2 separate regions of the Homo sapiens genome follow, and region 1 is linked to region 2. A link is a loop called in an ENCODE intact Hi-C map of the cell type or tissue named here. Cell type or tissue: heart right ventricle. All regions are shown on one strand. Each heading gives the region's core, and the rest is flanking DNA. Links, peaks and the distances in the headings are about the cores only. Region 1 overlaps NFASC (neurofascin). Region 2 overlaps NFASC (neurofascin).

Region 1 (11,237 bases), core at 1,240-9,239, 73 kb before region 2:
GTTAGACATAAAATTACCATATGACTCTGCAATTCTAAGGTATATGTGCAAAAGGATTAAAAACAGGCATCAAACAAGTACATGTACACAAAATGTTCACAGCAGCATCATGCACAACAGCCAAAGGGTGGACACAGCCCACATGTCCTCTAAGGAATGAATGGATAAACAAATTCCAGTATGTATATACCCTGGAATATGACTCAGCCATAGGAAGGAATTCAATACTGACATGCTCCAACATGGATGAATCCTGAAAACACGCTCGGTGAAAGAACCATGCACAAAAGGTCACAGGGAATGATCCCATAGATATGACATGTCTAGGTCTTATCTGTAGAATAGATACATACACTGAGACAAAACACAGATTGTCTTTGGTGACCAGAGGCAGAGGGGAAGGGAGAAGGAGGGAAACTGGTTAATGGGTATGAGGTTTCCTTTTGAGATGCAAATGTTTTGAACTGGATAGAGTTGTGGGTGCACACATTGTGAATGGACCAAATGCTACTGAATTGTGCACTTAATTTAATTAATTTATTTTTGAGACAGAATCTCACTCTGTTGCCCAGGCGGGAGTGCAGTGGCATGATCTCGGCTCACTGCAGCCTCCACCTCCTGGGTTCAAGTGATTCTCGTGCCTTAGCCTTCCAAGTAGCTGGGATTACAGGCATGTGCCACCACACCCAGCTAAATTTTGTATTTTTAGTAGAGACAGAGTTTGACCATGTTGCCCAGGCTGGTCTCAAACTCCTGACCTCAGGTGATCCACCCAGCTCGGCCTCCCAAAGTGTTGGGATTATAGGTGTGAGCCATCGCGCCCGGCTTTGAGCTGTGCACTTTAAAACGGTTTATGTTTCACCTCAACAAAAAAGAAAAGTATAATATTGGCCTCCATTATGTGCTCATAAAGATGGGACAGAGGATGAAGAGGACAGATTATTTGATGTGAGCATATAGGGCCCTCAGCTCCCCAGGCTGGGCTCACTCAGCATGGAAGGCAGGCACATGGTTTGCAACCCCTGCCATCCATTCTGAGGAAATTTCCATCCAAGTCAAAGGAAGGAATGAATCCACCATCTTTCTGAGTATGAGAGTTCTAGTACTGAGCTCAAAGAACCCAACATAGAGTGACAGCAGAGATGCCCTGCCTGAAGGTACCCCTACATCAGCAAGGCTTACAGTTCCCCTGTCCTGATGACCAGGAAGAAAGGTGAAAGGGACAGGCTTGCTAGCCTACAGCAATCAAGTCCACACTTCCCATTCAACCTTAGTCATTGCACAGTCTTGCCCTAGGGCCCAGTCATGCCACCTCTCGGGTTCCTCTCCCAGCACTTCCAACCACACCAGAGGTGACTGCTTAGGTGCAGAGAAGTGCAACATCCAGATGTGGGGGTGGTTGGTTCTAGTGGGATCATCCCAGGGAGGACCAGGAAACTCCCACATCCTAGGAGGGAAAGTAGAGGAGAGGGGGTAGGTTGAGCCTGAAGAAGAGGGGCCACAGTGATTGTATTCACATGCTGGGAGAGAGTGTAGAATTTTTCTGTTTAGTTCCACAGGGGCAAAGCTAGGACCAAATAGGAGGATGTTTCAGAAAGGCAGGTGCTTCCTTGAGTCACAGGAAGAATTGTCTGATAAATGCAGCCGTGCCACAATACCATTAGTGAAAAAACATACTCTACATATGATATGTTTGAAGGATCCTTTTATATATAATAACATAAGAGGCAGGCTGTAAGGATATAAAATACATGAGAGGAGGGCTCATTGCAGGGGGCAGGGGGAGAGTGCAGAAAAGAACAAAAATAAATACAACAAAGAAATAAATCCTATGTGGATGCATGGTATACTAAGTACTGGAGAACATGATTAATTCAGCTCATGTATATCTGAGGTCTCCCAATCCCCCTACACACACACACACACACACACACACACACACACACACACACACACACATCCATCCATACAGGAAGAAAAGAGAATAGAACTACCTGAAGGTGACATGTTCTGCCATGTTAAGTACTGTTTCATAAAAACTCCAAATGGCATTGGTTAGGTGTGTTACTGACAACATTCCCACACAGGAGGAAGGCTGGATGCTTTTCAGAGTCACCTGGACACTCTTCAAACATACAGATTCCCGGGCCCTCAATCTTCTAGGCAGGGGCCAAATCAGGTTGTAGATTGTTTTTAATGCTCTTAGAACCTGTTATCTCACACAGGGATGGTCCACACACATGGGCAACCTGCCTGAACACAAGGCCTTTAAATCTGCAAGGCTTGTGAGTGATTCAGATTCAAAATGTCCAAGATGTCACATGTGAGTTTGCTAATGATCTGCCTGGTAGAAGACCTCTGGACATGGTGGTGTCTTGTCTAGTTCGAGAGCATTGGCTGCATGGTTAGACTGCCTGGTTTGAGGCCACTTCCCACTTAAAAGTATGGGAGCCGGCGGCAGGGTGGGGGGCTTGGGCAAGCACTGAAGCTTGGAAGCTTTGTATTTATCATCTGAAAAATGGGGATAACAATAGCACCAATTCTAGAAGGCTGCTGTGAGGATTTATCACACAATTCCTATGTAAAACACTTGGTAAAGCATGGGGCACAGCGTAAATGCTTAAAAAATGTCAGCTGCTGCCCCTGAGTGGGTTTGAGCTCAAAGGGATGAGGGAAGCATTCTGTCCACCTCCACGACATGACCAATATGAGTAGTAAGTGGCTGTAATAATGACGCATCCATGGTCACAGCCTGCTTTTCTGTTTTTCCTTTTCTTCTGGGCCCTGGTTTCTTTCCCCACATTGGGGGCCCGTGGTGTTGATTCCACAAGCTGTCCCTGGCAGATGGATGAGATCCCGTGGCTCCCACGAGCTGTCGCCATCGGGAGCTCCTCACATTCCCACAGCCACGTTCTGGGCAGGCTGTCCTGGTGGTCACAACACATCTGAAGTGACAAGGAGAGAAGACTGGCAGCGTCGAGACATGGCTCAGCTGGCAGCTCTTCGTCTCCTGGAGGGAAAGCCATCTCAGACTTTTGGGCTGCATGCAGTGGGCAGGGATTCATTCACATAGCCGACTGGATGGCAGGGATTATTCTAGAGAACACATGCATGGACAAGAGACAAAGTCCCTCTACTCTCATGGAGCTTCCATCCCAGCAGGGAGGACAGTAAATATATGTTGAACCAAAAATCCAGTAGCAATAAGTGCAACGGAGAAAACACAACCGACCTGCACGTGGATGTTTAACAGCTTTGTTGATAATTTTGCCAAAACCCAGACAGAAGCAACCAGGACGTTCTCCCATCAGCGGATGGAGAAACGGAGGTACATCCAATGGAATATTACTCAGTGCCCAAAAGAAGTGAGCTACCAAGCCATGGAAAGACATGAAGGAAAGGCACACTACCAAGTGAAGGAAGCCAGTCTGAAAAGGCTGCACACTGTGTGGTTACAACCGCATGACATTCTGGAAAAGGCAAAACTATAGAGACACTAGAAAGATCTGTGGTTGCTGGGGGTGCAGGTTGAGGGATGAATAGACAGAGCACAGAGGAGGGTGTTTAGGGCAGTGAAACTTCTCTGTATGATGCCCTAATAGTAGATACTTGTCATTATATAATACATTTGTCCAAACCCATAGAACTCCAAGAGTGAACCCTAACATCAACTGTGGACTGTGGGTCATAATGATGTGTCCATGTAGGTTCATCGACTGTAACGAACACGTTAGTATGGTAAGAAATGTTGATAATGGAGGGGGCTGTGTACGTGTGAAGATGGGGTGCATGGGAACTCTCTGTACCTTGAACCTAAAACTGCTCTAGAAGTGTTTTTTTTTTTAAAGAAAGAAACCACAGTAGTGATTGATGTGATGTAATAAAGTGAAGCGAGTGGTCAAGGAAGGCCTCTCTGTGAGAAGTTGCCATCTGACCAAGACCTGAATGGTAAGAAGGCACTAACCTTGCAAAGACAGGTCAGAAAAGCATCCCAGGCAAGAAGAGCTGCTTGTGCAAAGGCCCTGTGGCAGGAATCACATTGCCCCATGCAAGAAACTGAGAGAAGCCAGCATGGCTGGAGCTTGGAGGGCGCAAGGACAAGAATGGAACAAGTCACAGTCAGAGAGAGAGTCCAGGGCATGCTCACGGAGAGCTCTGAAGGCCAAAAGAAGGAGCCTGAAGCACATTCTAAGCATGATAGGAAGCGGCTGCAGGGTTTGAAGCCAGAGTGACATGGTGAGATTTGCTTGTAAAGACCACTCTGGCTGCCACATGGAGGGCAGAATGTCAATGGGCCAGGGTGGAAGTGGGGAGGCCAGGTAGGAGGCTCCACAGCCTCTGAGTGAGGCCAGCCCTCAGCCTGCACACCAGACACCCCACACTCTTTCAACAAGACCCCCACCCTGTGCAGCCAGCCTCATGGCCATCTCTGGGGTAAAACATAAAATACCCAGAGGGGTGAGGACAGAGCTAAAGATTTCTTAAGAATCTGTTAGTGCTGGACATGGTGGCTCACGCCTGTAATCCCAGCACTTTGGGAGGCCGAGGTGGACAGATCACTTGAGGCCAGGAGTTTGAGGCCAGCCTTGCCAACATGGTGAAATCCCATCTCTACAAAAATATAAAAAATTAGCCAGGCGTGGGGGTGCACGCCTGTAATCCCAGCTACTCGGGAGGCTGAGGCAGGAGAATCACTTGAACCTGGGAGGTGGAGGTTGCAGTGAGCCAAGATTGTGCCACTGCACTCCAGCATGGGTTACAGAGCAAGACTCCATCTCAAAAAAAAAAAAAAAGAAAAAGAAAGAGAGAGAGAGGGAATCTGTTAATGCTAGGTTTTCACATTGGGTCCAGAGGAGCTGGTGGGTTTTCCGAAAATGACTCAGGGGCCTTCTTCAAGGAGGATTGGGCAGGAGGAGAACAGGTGGGACTCAGGACCCCCCTCCCACTCTCCCCAGAGCTGCCAACAGTGACTGTTTTTATACTGGGGTTTCATATAAGGTTTTATTTGAAGAAAAGACTGTTGAGTGAAGGAAGAACCACAGTAAAGGCAGATTGGGAAAGGAGAGTGACTGACATAAAGATAGTGTGGGAGGAAAGAACTGGAAACCCTGTGCAGCAGCCTAATGTTCCATATTCAAAAACCCTGTGCCCAGTGGCCATGATGCACGGGGGCAACGGCAAGACATGGGTGTGAGGAGGAACACGCCAGGCTAAGGCTGCAGTGCTGGCCTTGGAAAATCCCCCAGCCTTCCCACGCTAGCCTTTGCATTTGTGTTGAGGACCGGGGTGCCCAGTCTCATCTTCCTCTATCCCATTTCGGATCACTCCTACTTATACCCCATGCAGACTGAACAGATCAGACGCTGGCCAGCCCCTAGATGACAGTACAGTCCTGACACACAAGCTCTGCAGCACCCAGCCCAGGACAGTCAGGCTTGCTCAGTGCTGTCAGCTCCCCTATTTCTTGCTGCCACTTTCTACTCAGAACTGACCAGGAAAGCTGAATACGTTCCCAAACCAATCACATAAGATGCCCACTTCTAGTTTGCCCATCTCCAGTTTCCCAGACACATCTGGAGCCTTCCTTTCACTCATGACAAAGCTTTCCCACTCCCCTGCCTGCCTCTGAGTCTCTGTCAAATGCAGGTGATGGTGGCTGACTCCCTTGCTGTAGCAAGCTCTGAATAAATAGCTTCCGCTTGTTCTCATGTGGGTGATCTTTGTTTACTTCCACACTGTCTTTACGGCAATCACTCTTCTTTCCTAGTCTGCCTTTACTGCTCTCCTTCTTTCTCCTAATTCTTTGCCATCTTCCAGGCTCAGGTCAGGTGCTACCTCCTCTGGGAAGTCTCCCTTACTTTCCTGGCACCATCCCTTCCCACCAAGGCTGGATTAGGTCCTCGTCCTAAGTGCTCTTAGAGCATTTTGGAATATATTCACTATAATGAGTGCTAGATTTCAGTGTCAATTAATTGTCTGTTTCCCCAACTGCACCATGAATTCCTTGAGGCTAAGACAGTGTCTTGTTCAACCTGCACAACGTCCAGCACACAGAGAACTCTAGTGCATATTTACTGGCTGCATAGCCAGCACCCATACTATCCTCCTCCCGTCCACAGTGCCCATATTTTTCTTCGGAGAATTCATCTCTACCCCTTTCTCAGAGCAATCCTACACCAATTCCAGGGCTGGGCCCTGATTAGTTTAAGCCAATTACCATCTCCTAGCCTGTCACCACCACGACTGGTTTAGGAATGGGCATCTATTCCAGCAGGCGGCAATGTGATTCATGAAGACTTCTGTTGAGACCTCTGGGAAAGAGGAGTTTCCCCTCTCTTCTGAAAAAGACCCTGTGGTCATCTTCAGTAAGAGGAGAGGCTGGAGCTGTTGGGGGTGGGAAAGGGTGTCTCCATGTGAAATCTGAGGATAACCCGGAAGGCAGAGAGAAGACATAGGAAGACTCAATCCTTCATGTCCTTGTTTGAGTTACTGATTGAACATTTTCTGAAACAAGTCTTATTGTGGGTTTTTAATTACATATACATTTACATTAACAATTCTCTTTAATTTGCAAGCCAATTAGAGTTGAATTTTCTATCACTTGCAACTGGCAGTGCTGTCAGAATCAGAAGTGCCCTTAGAATGCTGGTTGATGCCTACCTATGCTGCCACTTTCTGTATATAAAAAGTGTCCTTCCTCCTGCCCACCTCTACCTGGACCAGCCCCAGCTTCTGCATGGATCTGCCCTTGACCATGAAATGCTGCTCTCCCCAGAACTTCCAAACTCTTCTCAACTGGCTCTCTGCCTCAGCAGAGAAACATCTTCAAGTTTCTCTCATCTGTTTTTTTTTTTTTTTTTGAAATGGAGTCTCACTCTGTCGCCCGGGGTGGAGTGCAATAGCGTGATCTCAGCTCATTGCAACCTCCGCCTCTTGGGTTCAAGTGATTTTCCTACCTCAGCCTCCCGAGTAGCTGGGATTACAGGCACCTGCCACCACGCCCAGCTAATTTTTGTATTTTTAGTAGAGACAAGGTTTCACCATGTTGGCCAGGCTGGCCTCGAACTCCTGACCATAGATGATCCACCCACGTTGGCCTCCCCAAGTGCTGGGATTACAGGCGTGAGTCACCATGCCCAGCCTCTCCTATCTTATAACAAAAAGATCCTTCTCTGTATCCCACAGCCTCCCTATATATGCATACTAGAATTTTTTTCTCCATCTCTTCTCTTCTGAAAGCTTTTTTTTTTTGGCTTCTTCCTTTCCCATTCACTCCTCATGCTCCTCTAACTCTCCTCTCCTGACCTCCCACTGGCTGAATCTAGTGTTCTCAGTCTTTATTTTGCCAAACCTCCTGGAGGTATTAAAAATTGTTAACCACTCCATTTATCCTAATATTCTTTCTTCCTTGGCTTCTGAGACATCACTTTGAGGCCCCATCTTGGGTCTGGCATTTATAGCCTCCATGGTGACACTGATCCCATGGCCGGATTCTCTTCTTCTGCCTAAAATTCAGTGTCTCCATTGGGGTCATGTGCCCCATCTCCAGTCCCCATCTTTGTTGGTGGTACCCACCCAAGTCATTCAAGCCAGACACCTGGGAATTGCCCTTACAACCCACCCCTTTTCATAGCCCATACCCAGGCATCAAGGCCCTCAGACTGTCTACTTCCCAGTGTTGCTTATTCTCCATCTCCCCCGCATTCTCCCCATCTCACCTTTCACATACATGTCTCATACACTACGGCAATAACCTCCTAGTTGGTCTCCTCCATCCAATCCATTCTCCATGCTGCTATTCCAGTGACTTTTCTAAACACCTGATCTGATCATGTCAGTGCTCCTCTGAAAACCCTTTCATATCATCCCATTAATCTATAAGATCAGACCCATACTTCTGAGTGCAGCACTCAAGGTTTTTGGAGATCAGGCTCCTGCAGGTCTCTCCAACTGCCCCCGCTACCCTCCCACCACCAACCCCAAATGCTTTTTAACTGCATGCTGTAGCACACCATCTGTGCCTCCATACCTTACACATGTGATCCCCTGTGCCTGGAAGGATCTTTCCTCCTTCCATGTGATCAATTCCTACTCAGTCTTCAAGACTCTGCTCAGACATCTGCCGAGTGAAGAATCCTGCACTCCTGCTGTGCCACTCAACCACAAATCTACCTCTCTGGGGCATGTGGCACACTGCGGTAAAACTATGTTTAAACTAAGGGTGGGAAACATCTGTAAACGTCCAGATAGTGACTATCTTAGGCTTTGTGAGGCACGCACTTTCTGTCACGACTACTGAACTTTACCTTCGCAGTGTGAAAGCAGCCACAGACAGTGAGTGAACAGGCGTGTCTCAGTTCCAATAAGACTGTATTGACAAAAACAGGCAGATATTGGTCTGGACCTGGCCCAGAGGCTGTAGTTTGCTAACTTCTGACTTAATCTTTCTCCCCACTTTGTGAAATTCTTTTTTTTTTTTAAATGCCTTTTGCAAACGCTGTCAATCTTAGTGAAATTCTTGAGGCTGACACCGTGTCCTGTTCATTCCTGTGTGCCGAGTGGCCAGCATAGTCCCTGGCAAGGAATATTTATGGAATGGAAGATCCAGGTAAAGGTTTCAATCCTGCCTCTTATCTTTTACAAATTACTTGTTTTCCAAGCCTTTAAAAAATCTCAAAAATGGAAATAAATATTACTGCATTACTGACTTTTTCAGATGGTTGTTATAAGAACTAAATAAAATACTGCACAGGAACATAAAGCTGTTTTTACTTTTTCTTAGTGCATTCCTTCCTGACAAACTCAAGTGACGTCACTAAAAGCAAGACCTTTATGTTTTCTCTGAATATAGGGTAAACCTGACCCAACGGAGACCTATATTCTGCCTCTCAGGGGCTGGTCTGGGGCTTAGCTGCAGGCCACACTCTGCCTTATAGTATCCCCTTATTCTGGGAGTGAAGCCCAGAGTGAGGTTGCTCAGCCCATGTCTCCTCTCCCGCTTCACTTCACTTGCCTTCTTCCAGATTCCACAGGTGGCCCTGGTCAGAGTGAGAGAGAAAAGGGGAGATCATGATAGAAGGATGGTTTAATGTTCTCCAAAGCCTGTTGAGGACTGTTTTTGTGTTAGAATAGGATCTGATGACTGACCGGTAGTAGAAGCAAGAAGAAGGATGGCATCAAGGTTTCTAGCTTGGGAAACTGGACTAGGATGACTCTAATAATTGACACCAAGAACACAGAAGGGAGAGTGAGTCTGGTAGTCACTGGGATGCAGGGAGATCACAAGCATGGAACAGAATATATTCAGTTTGAAATGTCTAAGAGCCATGAATGAAACAGTTCGTCAGGTATTCCAAGGTTGTGCACATGAGTTAGTGCCTAGGGATACACCAACAGATTACTGCTACCAAGGCCACATGCCAGCAATTAGTTCTTAGAATAAACTAGTCAAGTGACTAGAATAGTACTACAAGAACCAAGGGAGAAATACATTCACACATCACTGCCACAGGAAATTGTTGGGGAACAAAGAGATAATAAAAGCCCAACAGAGCCAATGCAAAACTCAGCCATTCTGCATTGGGATAAAAAAATGTAGCAGGGCTTATCACTACAGCTGCCTGGAAACAACTTGTTCAGGACTGAGAGAGAGGAGCTGAAATAGGAGGAAATAGAAGTATACAAAATTAAGGAGTATGCATGTGGGTACACGGGAGATCTGAAAAGAGCTCAGATTTATCCCTCATTGGGATGGAGGGTTCCATGTGGACAGGCAGCAGCTCCTTTTAGTTGGAACTAATGATCATATGTATTTGTCAAGAAATTTGTTCCTAATACAAAGTAATAATGTTTGCAGAGCAGCTCAGGTTATTAACATTATAATAACTACATTCTCATTCATATTCTTTTTTTTTTCTTCTTCTTAAAGAATAAGGAGCCAGTGTGTGTCCTGCCTGGGCCTAGCCTCTATTACATTTGTCATCCAGGACAACTCCAGGATTTGTCCAGAAAAAGTCATCCAGGAATCTGAGGGATAAAATCTGCCTTCTCAGAGCAGCCCTCAAGCCCTGGTATGACCCAGCTCCTGACCCCTGTGTGGCTTCTCCTCTCCCAGCATCTGCCCTCCTATATCCCCACACCAGCCTCCAGGCCTGTATAGGCCACGTGCTTTCTGCACCTCCTGCCATCTCTGCTCCCACTTTGCTGACGCCAGAAATGCTATTCTCTTCCTTCTCCACAGTGCAAATTCCCTTTTTGCCAAGGCCCTAAGTGGGCCACCCCTCCACAACAGGGTTGCTGCCTTCCCATTGAAAGTGGGTGGCAGTTTCTCTTGTGCTTCCTAGCATGCCCCATGCTCTGTTCCACTGGTCATTTCCTCCTGCCTCATGGGATGAGTTTATTCCCAAATCCATCTCCTGCATCAGACTCTGATGTTAAGCTCAGAGTCCATGTCTTGTCTCTCCTGAGACAGTACAATAAACACACGTGGGATGAGTGGACAGACATCCTATCAGATACTTCCTATTACTGGGAGATATTTTAATAGCTCATCAATGAATCAGTACAATAAATCCTTGGTTGCTATAACACGGGATAGATCTGTTGTACAGTATAAGCCTGAGTAATAACAACAAAAGCAATAACCTAACAATAACATCTAACCAGCATCCTGTCCCTGTAGCAGAGCCTGCCCCGGCTCTGCAGACATGCTCATCTTTCTTTCTCAAATCTCCCCCTGCTGACTCTCAGAGCTTTCTGTCTGACCTGTCAGGGCCACACTCAATGTCACCCTATTTGCTCCACTCTACAGACTCTCAGAATTGAGGGATTCAGACACCCCAGGCAGCAGCCTCAGAATCAACAACACCTCCATTCTCAGTCTCTTCCTTTCTCTTTCATCCTGAGGCTCTGGCTTGGCTGCACTGGGTTCTGAAATCTGCCTTCAGCCCAGGGATCGGCTAGGCATGACTGAGGGCCACCGTCCGCCACTTCCCCTCCTGCCCTCTGATCCCCATGGCCACCTCCCTTCCATCTCTCCCATGCCAAGGAAGGAACGATGCAACAGATGGTGACCCAGCCGTGTTCCATTCCTTCCAGCTCACAGGCATCTGAAGGCCAGAACTATGAGTCTCCTAGGAAACTCAAACTGCCCCCTATTGATGCCTAGCCCATCCCAAAGAGACAGAACACCAAGCAAGTGGAGAAAGAGGGATCTCTGGAAGAAAATAAGATTAGAA
Region 2 (11,237 bases), core at 990-8,989:
CAGTGAAGGGTCCAGTCTCATCCCTGGGTGCATAATCCCCATTTCCCAGCGTGGAAAGTGAACGCTATTACAACGGGAAACTTGTCACCACAAAGTATTTTGTCTGAAATATTTAAGCAGAAGCTGGGTAACCCTGTCAGAGGAGCTTAGAAATCTCAGCACTGAGTAGGAGGTAGGATGTGACTGCCTCGAGGGCCTGTCCAGGGCTGAGACCCCAGGATGACCCAGGGCTGGAAGCCAAGAGACAAGTCATTTAGAAGAGAGCCTTGGAGGAGGGTGTGAGGTGCCACCAGGCAGCCATGGGCTGAGTCGGTACCCGCCAGGGCCTGTCTCTGTCTCTGCTTGGAGTGGCTGCTATGTGGGTCTGCCTGTGGCTGTGCCTATGCATGAGCGTGTGACCATGAGTGCGCAGATAGCATGTGTGTCTCTGGGGAGGGGCTTCAGTGAGTGTGAGCATGTTCTGGCCGTGTGTGTGTGTGTAAGCGTGTTGGTGTATGTATAAGTCTAAATGTGCATGTATACCTGCCAGGCTTGGTGGGCGTTTGTGTATATCAGGCACAGGGGATCTATCTGACTTATATGTGTGTGCCTTAGTGTGACTCAGTACATGTGGGCATCTGTCAGCCTTCATGTGTCTATAGGTATTCAGGACATGTGTGTGGTATTGAATATGTGTTTTCTTGGGTTTACGGATTGTGTAGTGTGTGTGTGTGTGTGTGTGTGTGTGTGTGGTGAGTTCTGATAGTATGACTATGTGTTTTGATATGTGGGTCTCTAGGTCTCAGTGTGTTTGTTTGTCCTAGTTCCTGTATGTGTGTTTGTGGGCACATATGCCTATCTGGATATGGGTATTGTATTTCTGTTTCTGTGTGGGTGGAGCAGTCCCATGGTCTCCCTGTTGTTACCAGAATGCTCTCCAATTAGGAGCAACACTAAATAAATCTTCCATGTGCAAATCCAACAGGGACTCCCTGTTTCTGCAAAATCAAATCTAGCTCCTCCAGGCTGACATCTAGGGGTCCCCCCTTGTCAGCATTCAGTAATCCGACTGCACCTGTTTTTCTCCAAATGTCCAGGATAGTAACATCTACACTGCTGCTTTTTTTGTTTCTTTGCCTACAATTCCTTTACTCCATCTCTGGAGTAAAATTTGCCCAACAAATCCTATTCATCCTCTAAGGCCCAGTACCAATGCCACCTCCTCCAGGAAGCCAATCCAACCCTTCATGTCCACGCACTAACCATGGATATGGTACACCAAATCTCTCAAGGTGGGACATGAACTCTCCTGCCCTGGCTTCCAAAGGACATTATGTATCTCCATCACTAAGCAAAGATTCATTGTAATGATATGTGCAGATATTTCCTCCTCTACCAGATGATGAAAAACTTATAGTCAGGGAGTTCATATTATGTCCTTTGCAGCTTCCAAGGTGCCTAGTTTGATGTATTGCACACACAGGCTTGCAGTGAATGTTTACTAAACTTGAGTTCACCTATGCAGCAAGCTGTGAGTGGAAAGAGTGCTCACTGCCTCAGGGCCTTTAGAGCTGAGCAAGTATAAGGCACAGGCCTGAGAGTTTCCAGCCCCAGGGTGCTGTAGGGCTGGGAAAAGCCTTTTACCCTTTCTGGACTCAGGATCGGTAGCTGAAAGAGCCTTTTCAAGGTCAAATGAGACAGGTCTGCCAGCTTCTTAATTCTTGGAAGCATGGTTACCTAAGAACTGACCTCTCAAGGGCTCGGCATAGCTCCAAAAGCCCCATCCACACTGGAATCATATCCAACTCCTGCAGCCAAGACGGCATCCAGTTACCATTTTTCCTTTAGCATCCCTTGATCATCCTCTCTGCCCCCACTACGCACACACTCCAAATCCCAAGATTCTCTCAGGTGGGCTGAGGTTTGGCAGTGTGAGGATACAGCTTATTCTGCCTCTTCCACCAGCCAGAGCTCCAGCCTCCGGACCTGAGCTAGACCCTGATTGCTGCTGATGGGGAAGGAAGCAAGAAGCAATCTCCAAGACCCAGTGCTAGGAGAAAGTCCACTTGAGCAAAGTTGTGGATGACTGCACTTTGGCTGCCCCTTGAAGGAGATAGCAATGTTTGACTCATAATTTTAGGGCAGTCTACCAGAAAGGTTAAATTTTACAAAAGGATTGGCATATCAAATATTGATAAGGGTGTGGTACAAATGGAACTCCCATACACTGCTGGCAGAAGGGTAAATTGGCACAATCACTTTGTAAAACTGCCGGTGTGTACTAAGGCTGAACATACTTCTATCCTGTGGCCCCACAGTTCTACCTCTGGGTATTCAGCCAACAGAAGCCAGCACTATGCTCAAGAATGATTATACTCAAATTCATATGAAATTGCAAGAGGCCTCAACTAGGCAAAACAATCTTGAAGAAGAAGAATAAAGTCAGAGACTCACATTTCCTGATTTCAAAACATACTACAAAGCTATGGTAATCAAATCAGTGTTGTAGTGGGATAAGGAAAAACTTTCATACCAATGGAATAGAATTGAGAGTCCACAAATAAACCCATATTTCTATGGTCAACTGATTTTTGACAAGAGTACCAAGTCCACTCAATGGGGAAAGAACAGTTTCTTCAACAAATGGTGCTAGGAAAACTGTATTTCCACATCAAAAGAATGAAGTTATACCCCAAACTACAAACCTCACACTACAGTAGTCCCCCCTGCCTTATTGAAAGTTTTGATTTCTGAGGTCTCTGTTACCCAAGGTCAACTGTGGTCTGAAAATAGGTGAATACAGTACATTAAGATATTTTGAGAGAGAGAGACTACATTCACATGACTTTTATTACAGTATAAGTTTTCTATTTTATTATTAGTTATTGCTGTTAATCTGTTACTGTGCCTAATTTATAAATTAAACTTTAACATAGCTATGTATGCATAAGAAAAAACATAGTATATATGGGGTTCAGTACTACCCATGGTTTCAGGCAACCACTGGGGATCTTGAAATGTATCCCTCATGGATAAAGGGGCACTAATATATATAAAAACTGAGTCAAAAATGGGTCAACAACCCAAATATGAGTGCTAAAACCATAAAACTCTTAGAAGAAAACTAGAAGTAAAACTTCATAACCTTGGGTTTGTTAATGGACTTTTAGATGTAACACCAATGCACCAGCAACAAGGTGAGATAAATTGGGCTTCATCAAAATGTAAATCTTTTATGTATTGAAGGATGTTATCAATAAAGTGAAAAGACAACCTACAGAACGGGAGAAAACAGATGCAAATCCCAAGGTTCTCTAGGGTAGGCTGAGGGTTTGTGCTGTGAAGATACAGCTTATTCCACTTAATAAGGGTTTAATATCCAGGCTATATCAGGAACTCCTAAAACCCAACAACAATAACCACAACAAAAGACCAAAAGCCAATTTAAAAACAGCAAGGAACTTTGAACAGACATTTCTCCAGAGAAGACACATAAATGGCCAAGAAGCACATGAAAAGATGTTCAATATCATTAATCATTATAGGGAAATGCAAATCAAAACAATGAGATACCACTTCACACCTACTATAGGATGTGTAGAGGATGGCTATAATCAATAAAATGAAAAATAACAAGTGTTGGTGAGGATGTGGAGAAATTGGAACACTTGTACACTGCTGGATGGGAATGTAAAATAGTGCAGCCACTTTGGAAAACAGTCTGGTAGTTTCTCAAAAAGTTAAACATAAGAGTTAATATACGACCCTGCAATTTCACTCCTGGGTGTATACCCAAAAGAACTGAAAACAGGAATTCAAACAGGTACTTATATACAATATTCACTGCAGCATTGTTCACAACAGCCAAAAGATGGAGACAATGCAAGTGTCCTCAACAGATGAGTGGATAAACAAAACGGTGTGCATTCATACCATGGAATATTATTCAGCAATAAAAAAGAATGAAGTTCTGATACATTTCAACCTTGAAAATATTATGCTAAGTGAAATAAACCAGACACAAAAGAACAAATACTGTATGATTCCATTTATGTGAAATATATGTAATGTAATGGACAAATTCGTAGAGACAGAGAGTAGATTCAAGATTACCAAAGGCTGGGAGGAGTAGATAATAGGAAGTTAATGCTTAATGGTTATAGAGTTTCTTTCTTTTTCTTTCTTTCTTTTCTTTCTCTTTCTTTCTTTCTCTCTTTCTCTCTCTCTTTCTTCCTCCTTTCCTTTCCCTTTCTTCTTTCCATCCTTCCTTCCTTCCTTTTCTTTCTTTTCCTTCTTTCTTTTTTTTTTTTTTTTGAGACAGAGTCTTGCTTTTTCACCTAGGCTGGAGTAAAGTGGCGCGATCTTGGCTCACTGCAACCTCTGCCCCCTGGGTTCAAGCAATTCTTCTGGCTCAGGCTCCCGAGTAGTGGGACTACAGGCACCCGCCACCACGCCTGACTAATTTTTGTATTTTTAGTAGAGACGGGGTTCACCATGTTGGCTAGACTGGTCTCGAACTCCTGACCTCAGTTGATCCACCCCCCTCGGCCTTCCAAAGTGCTAGGATTACAGACCTGAGCCACTGCGCCTGGCTGGTTACAGAGTTTCTGTCTGGGGTGAAAACGTTCTGGAAACAGAAAAGTAGTGATGGTTACACAACATTGTGAATATACTAAATGTAACTGAGTTGTATGTCTACAAAATGGTTGAAATAGCAAGTTTTCTATTATATAGACAACTGTGTTTCATCACAATAAAAATGTTTTTAAAAATCACTGCAACATCCTTCACTGCTTTGCTGTCAAATCCATCAATATCTGACCCCAAATAAATGATTGCTGGGATAAATGAGACAAAGACATGAAACAGTTTTCAGAAGCGCTATTTCCCCAGAGGGCGATATTCTTCAAACTCCGGAGTGAGTTACTGTGGTGATGGCATGGAGCTGGGGATCTATTCTTGGCTCTGAAATTCCGCTGACCCTGTCATCCACTTCCCAGGCCTGGTTGTCAAATAGGGACAGTGTCACCAGTCTCCAGTGTACCTCTGAAATCTCGAAAGAACCAGACTAAACTCTGACCCATCACTTCCCTCCAGTCTACTCTCCAGATGACTTTACTTCTACCCCATTCTGTGCTGACTTTAGTTTTTGAACGAGGAGGAAAAGCACCACATCCAGTAGGTCAAACACACCCAGCACATTGGCCTAAGTGCTTGGTCCAAAGCTTCTCTGCCAGGCTTCCAAAGCTGGCTAAAATATTTGAAGTTTACAGGGAAGCCTTGAGTAGTCTAGGCTATAGCAAGAGATGTGCTATTTAAAAAATTTAAAAACTTAACTCACCAAGGTTCCAGTTCACCTGTACTTCTCACCAGCCTCCCTCCTCACACTGCCCTCCAAAGATAAAGAATAATAAAAATAGCAACTTCCCCTTCCTAGCCAGACTACCTAAGTGACCTCCTAACCCTTATGAAGATGAGATGCTTGTTCCAAGCCTTTGGTCTCCCCACTGACCCTTCTCCTCTCTAGCAGCTGGGTAATACTATTTTGTGTTAACCATCCCACCAAACTCCCAGGTTATATTTTAAACTTGATCTCTCTAAAACTCCTAAAGTAAAACTCTTTCTTTGATTTCCTGGAGGTGTACATAATTCAATAACCATTCACATCGACTTTTTATTATATGCCTATAAAGCCTTCCAGCTGATCTTTTAAATGAACACACCAGAATTTATACATTTAAATTAGTGCTGTCTCCTTCAAAGAAGTCCCCTTGGGAAGCTATATACATATTCCAACAATGCACCCACCAGTGCTTAGAACATTTCAGAAGCTTTTCTTTTGGAACTGCTTTCAAGCCTACAGTATATTCTTTTGATGGGACCCCATGGTGACAAATCTTTATCCTATGAGGGTAGATGGTAATTTTTTTTCTTAAGTTGAAAGATAGAGCCAAGAATGGGAAAGATGGTGGGTGATGCAGTTGGGAATACTGTTTAGTGTCAAAAGCAAAGAATGATTATCAAGGCAAGAACTCTGAAGGCTATTCCTACACAGGATGAAACAAGGTTTTGAGCACTGGCTTCATTATAGGAACAAATATGCAGCCCACAACATGGTACAGTTTCAGAGGACAGCACATGTATGAGTAAATAAGATCTGGTAACACCACTAAAAATAATTAGAAATCACCCCATTGTTAATGCTAGATCCCCATGTTGTGTCCACCCATGTCACTGCGTCTTGACCAGAGGCTAAGAACCAGAAACCAACCAAAAGTGGCTGCCAAAGTTCATGAGTCTGGAGTGGGTACAGGGAGGCTGTCCACTCGCTCAAAAGAAGACACAGACTGGCATGTGTCAAGAAGTGAGAAGAGGCCGGGTGCGGTGGCTCACGCCTGTAATCCCAGCACTTTGGGAGGCCGAGGTGGGCAGATCACGAGGTCAGGAGATCGAGACCATCCTGGCTAACATGGTGAAACCCCGTCTCTACTAAAAATACAAAAAATTAGCCGGGCGTGGTGGCAGGAGCCTGTAGTCCCAGCTACTCGGGAGGCTGAGGCAGGAGAATGGCGTGAACCCTGAAGGCGGAGCTTGCAGTGAGCTGAGATCACGCCACTGCACTCCAGCTTGGGCAACAGAGCGAGACTCCGTCTCAAAAAAAAAGAAGTGAGATGAGTCTGGCAGTTCCTCAATAAGCCAAATGTTGAATTACCATATGACCCAGCAATTCCACTCCTAGGTATATACCCAGAAGAATTGAAAGCAAGTGCTCAGGTCAGGTGGAGTGGCTCATACCTATAATCCCAGCACTTTGGGAGGCCAAGGCAGGTGGATCAGTTGAGCTCAGGAGTTGCAGGCCAATCTGGGCAACATGGAGAAACCTCATCTCTACAAAAAATACAAAAATTAGCTGGGTGTGGTGGTGCATGCCTGTAGTCCCAGTTACTCAGGAGGTTGAGGTGGGAGGATTGCTTGTGCCCAGGAGGTCAAAGCTGCAGTGACAGATGATTGCACCACTGCACTCCAGCCTGGATGACAGAATGAGATCTTGTCTCCAAAAAAAAAAAAAAAAAAAAAAAAAAAGGAAAGCAAGTATTCAAACTAAAACTTGTACACAAAAATGTTCATAGCAACACTATTCACAATAGCTCAAAGGTAGAAAAAAAAACCCAAATGGTCCATCAATGGATGAATGGAGAAATAAAAATGTGCCATATATAGATAATTGAGTATTATTCAGCCACAAAAAGGAATGAAGAACTGATCCATGCTACAATGTGGATAAACCTTGAAGACATGATACTAAGTCCACAAAAGGCCATATATTATATGATTCCACTGACATGAAGTGTCCAGAATAGGCAAGTCTATAGAGAAAAAACTGATTAATGATTGCCAGGGGCTAAAGGGAAGAAAGAATGGGAAGTGACCACTTCATTGGTAGAGGGTTTCCTTTTGGGGTAATAAAAGTCTTAAGGAATTAGATAGTGGTGGTGGTTGCACAGCATTGTAAATGTACTAAATGCCACTGAATTGCATACTTTAAAACGGTAAATTTTAACCAATTTTATGTTAAGTGTATTTTACCTTTTTCCCCAAAGAAAAAAGAAGTGGGCAGAATTTCTGTGCTAAATTCTGCTAGGAGAGCTCTGGTATGGGAGAGCAGCAGCTGATGGCTCTGGTTGGCAGCTCTCACAGGCAGCAGTGTTGAGACCCTCACAGGTGGCAGACAAGTGAGGGTGGCACAGGGGACACTGGCCCACACTCCAGTGACAGTCAGCCCATGTGCCCTGACCTCTCACCACACCAAAACTTATCAGGCCTTTCATAAATGCTTTTTGATGAGGACTAGAGACAGGCATGTTGGAAAATGATCCCCTGCAGGGAGAAGCAGGAACAGTTCCTGAGATAAGCCAGAGGAAGACATTTCCAATACAGCTAGTTTTCTTGGTGACTCTAATCCCTGCCTGCAGTATCATGGCCATTTGATTACAACATCACTGCTATCTCTCCTGGGCCATCAGGGTGTGAGCCTGTAGGCTGGGAAGGAGCTGTCCCTTCCCTGAAGATAAGGCTCTTTTCTCCACTGGCAGCTGCTTGTCATGAGGGCAGCCCACGCCACACTCTTCTGCCGGGTAACCCCTCCCTTTCTTCCCTGATCCCCAAGGATGCTCACAGATGCTCCACGGCTATATCTGCACCCCCAGCTCAAGGCTTTATTAGGAAACCAACACATCAGGAAGGCAGCTGAGTTTGGTCTCCAACTGCCCAGTCCCCTTGGCGCCCTCCAGCTTAGGGGTATGTTTTCCTAATCTTTGTGCATGAGGATTTACAAACTCAGAGAAAAGACAAGACCCTTAGCAGCAATTACAAGACTAATAACATTAAGTCTTAAATGGTTATTTTAGGCCCAGATCCCTTACTAGTTGTTACAGCCAGTAAATTATGGGAGCAGTGAATTTTAATGTGCATAAAAAACAACTTTAAATATTCAATGGATTCCTTCAGTGCAGCTGCGGGACCCAAGACCCAGCCTCTGGGAAATATTGGTTTAGAGACCCAAGACCCAGTTGTTGTCTCAGACATCCTTCAGACCTGTCTCATGTTTTCCACAATATAGCACAGATAATTTACTGGGCACCCACTATGTGGCACTAAGGACAGAATCCCTGCCATGGAGCTTACAGTATAGTGAGGTACACAGACTTTCTGGTTGGCCATATGCTCCTGGCATCTTCCCATCCACTGAGGACAGGAGGAAGAGATGAAGGACCAACTGCTGTGGCCAATGATGAGCAGTCCCAAGGATGGTCCCATCTAGGGGCTAAGGCGGGGGAAGACCCTGCCCGGCTGCCTGGCTTGGGGGATCTCTCTGAGGACAGAAGCACCTGGCACAGTGAGCAGAGCATGGTTAGAAGTCAGTGCATTCGCCGAGGTGGGTGGATCACCTGAGGTCAGGAGTTCAAGACCAGCCTGGCCAACATGGCGAAACCCCGTCTCTACTAAGATTATAAAAATTAGCCAGGCGTGTTGGCATGCGCCTGTAATACCAGCTACCCAAGAGACTGAGGTAGGAGAATCGCTGGCACCCGGGAGGCAGAGGCTGCAGTGAGCCGAGACTGCGTCACTGCACTCCAGCCTGGGCGACAGAGCAAGACTCTGTCTCAAAAAAAAAAAAAAAAAGTCAGTGCATTCAACTGAATAGCGGAGGGCAAGAGACGGGTGGTAAAACCGGCTGTGAGATAAAGGAGTGCCCCGTGTGCTTCCACTAAAGCAAGATGCCTGGCGGTGGGGAATCAGTGAGATGGCCCCTCACTGGGGTCTTTCCAGAAAGAAGAGTCAGGGTTACGACCCCGGTGGGGAAGGAGCTGCCATGGCTGTTGGGAGCCCCAGAGCTCCTACACGGAGCAGGTGCAGGCAGTCTCCACTCCGCAAAAAGCCTCCTGAGACAGTCAAGGAAAATGATGAGGAAGGGAAGCGGCAAGAGAAAGCAGGGAAGGCAGGAGGGGGAGCGGAGGGAGTGAGGAGAGGGGACTCCAGAGGAGTCCCTGCTGGAGCTGCCTGTTGCCATGACAACGCCCTCCTGCCTAGTATCCAGGAATAAATTATTGATCATGGACACTGCTTCTCCCACCTCCCCGAAGTCCCCAGTGCCCTCTTCGTTGCCATCATGACTCTCTTCCCCTCCACCTGTTCTGTATTTGCTTGGATGAGTCACTCAGACCAAAACAGGAGCCCAGAGGAACCACAAGGCCTCTCCCAGATGCCCTTCCCCCTCCCTTATTATTATGCACATTTGGTGTTCTATCCCGGTATGGGTGCAGAATATGACTGAGCAGTATTTGGAGACAGGACCTTTAAAGAGGTAATTAAGGTAAAAGGAGCTCACATGGGTAGGCCTTAATCCAATATGACTGGCATCCTTATAAGAAGAGGAGATTAGGCCAGCCTCGGTGGCTCACACCTATAATCCCAGCACTTTGGGAGGCTGAGGCAGGTGGATCACCTGAGGTTAGGAGTTCAAAACCAGCCTGGCCAGCATGGTGAAACCCCATCTCTACTAAAAATACAAAAATTAGCTGGGGGTTACGGCAGGCGCCTGTAATCCTAGCTACTTGGGAGGCTGAGACAGGAGAATTGCTTGAACCCCGGAGGTGGAGGCCGTAGTAAGCTGAGATCGCGCCATTGCACTCCAGCCTGGGTGACAAGAGTGAAACTCCATCTCAAAAAAAAAAAAAAAAAGAAGAAGAAGAAGGAGACTAGGACACAGACATTTGCAGAGGGAGGACCACATGGAGACACAGGGAGAAGTGGCCATCTGCAGCCAAGTAGAGGACCCTGCAAAAGAAACCAACCCTGTCAACAATTTGATCTCAGGCTTCCAGCTTCCAGAATTGTGGGGAAAGAAGTTTCTGTTGTTGAAGCCACCAGGGTTGTGGTACTTTGTTTTGTCAGCCCTAGCAAACAAAAACACCACCCTACTAGCAGTGTACATCCCTTCAAGCCAGCTGACATTTTGGGGCACCCAAGCAGGACTGAAAACATCCCAGCAGCAGGGTCAGCAGACTTTGAGATCCCACGTGGTCACACAATGGGATTCTGGGGGCTGCGACAGGGGAGACAGAGGGCACTCGAGGGGCAGGCAGGACAGCCCAGCCCAGAAACCAGCCAATTGACCTGTTGCTAGGCAGGCAGGGGCACGCCGTGCAGGAAACTGCATATATTTTGGGTTATTCTGCTCCGATGACCATCACAGCAGGATATTCCAACTTCTACAAGTCCAGTCTCCCAACCTAAGAGAAGACAAGGTTGGCGATGCCAGAGCAAGTATGGGAAGCAGAATCGAGAAGTGGCCAAGGCTCCTGGCCCAAGCTGGGTGGGATTTTGGGCCCACTTTGAGGAAAAGGTGGCACCTGCTGTGCTGAGTTCAGTGTGTAAAATTGTAAGGGGTCATCTTCAAGTCAAAAGACAAGCACTAGCAAGGAAGAGGAGGGGAAACTGGAGCCCTCATGCACTGCTGGTGGGAACATAACATGGTGCAGCCTCTAGAAAACAGCTTAGCATTTCCTCCACAAGCTAAACACAGAATTACCACATGACCCTGCAATTCCATTCCTAGGTATATAAATGCCCCAAAGAATCGAAAGCAGGTACTCAAACAAGCACATGTACTTATGTGTTCATAGCAGCACTATGCATAATAGCAGAAAGGTGGAAACAGTCCAAAAATCTATTTGCAGGTGAATGGAGAAACAAAT

Evidence for each region. Hi-C counts contacts between places; a loop is a spot of excess contacts. Peaks named below come from ENCODE experiments on the same cell type or tissue, not always from the same donor. Only the 100,000 strongest peaks of a DNase experiment are listed, where the experiment ranks them.
Region 1: a loop joins it to region 2, with 1.9 times the contacts of the local background. A loop is called at or near these places in 9 of 110 quality-filtered maps.

What each region holds. Positions count from the first base shown.
Region 1 is chr1:204,929,761-204,940,997 of GRCh38, reverse strand. The region is part of intron 2 of NFASC (neurofascin); the gene reads right to left. Among named protein-coding and RNA genes, the nearest start is that of NFASC, 110 kb to the right of the region's middle. In heart right ventricle, for the core only: no CTCF peak of the experiment used is centred there; no DNase peak of the experiment used is centred there; H3K27me3 peaks cover 583 bases.
Region 2 is chr1:204,856,904-204,868,140 of GRCh38, reverse strand. The region is part of intron 1 of NFASC (neurofascin); the gene reads right to left. Among named protein-coding and RNA genes, the nearest start is that of NFASC, 34 kb to the right of the region's middle. In heart right ventricle, for the core only: a CTCF peak has its summit at 4,867; no DNase peak of the experiment used is centred there; H3K27ac peaks cover 668 bases; H3K27me3 peaks cover 395 bases.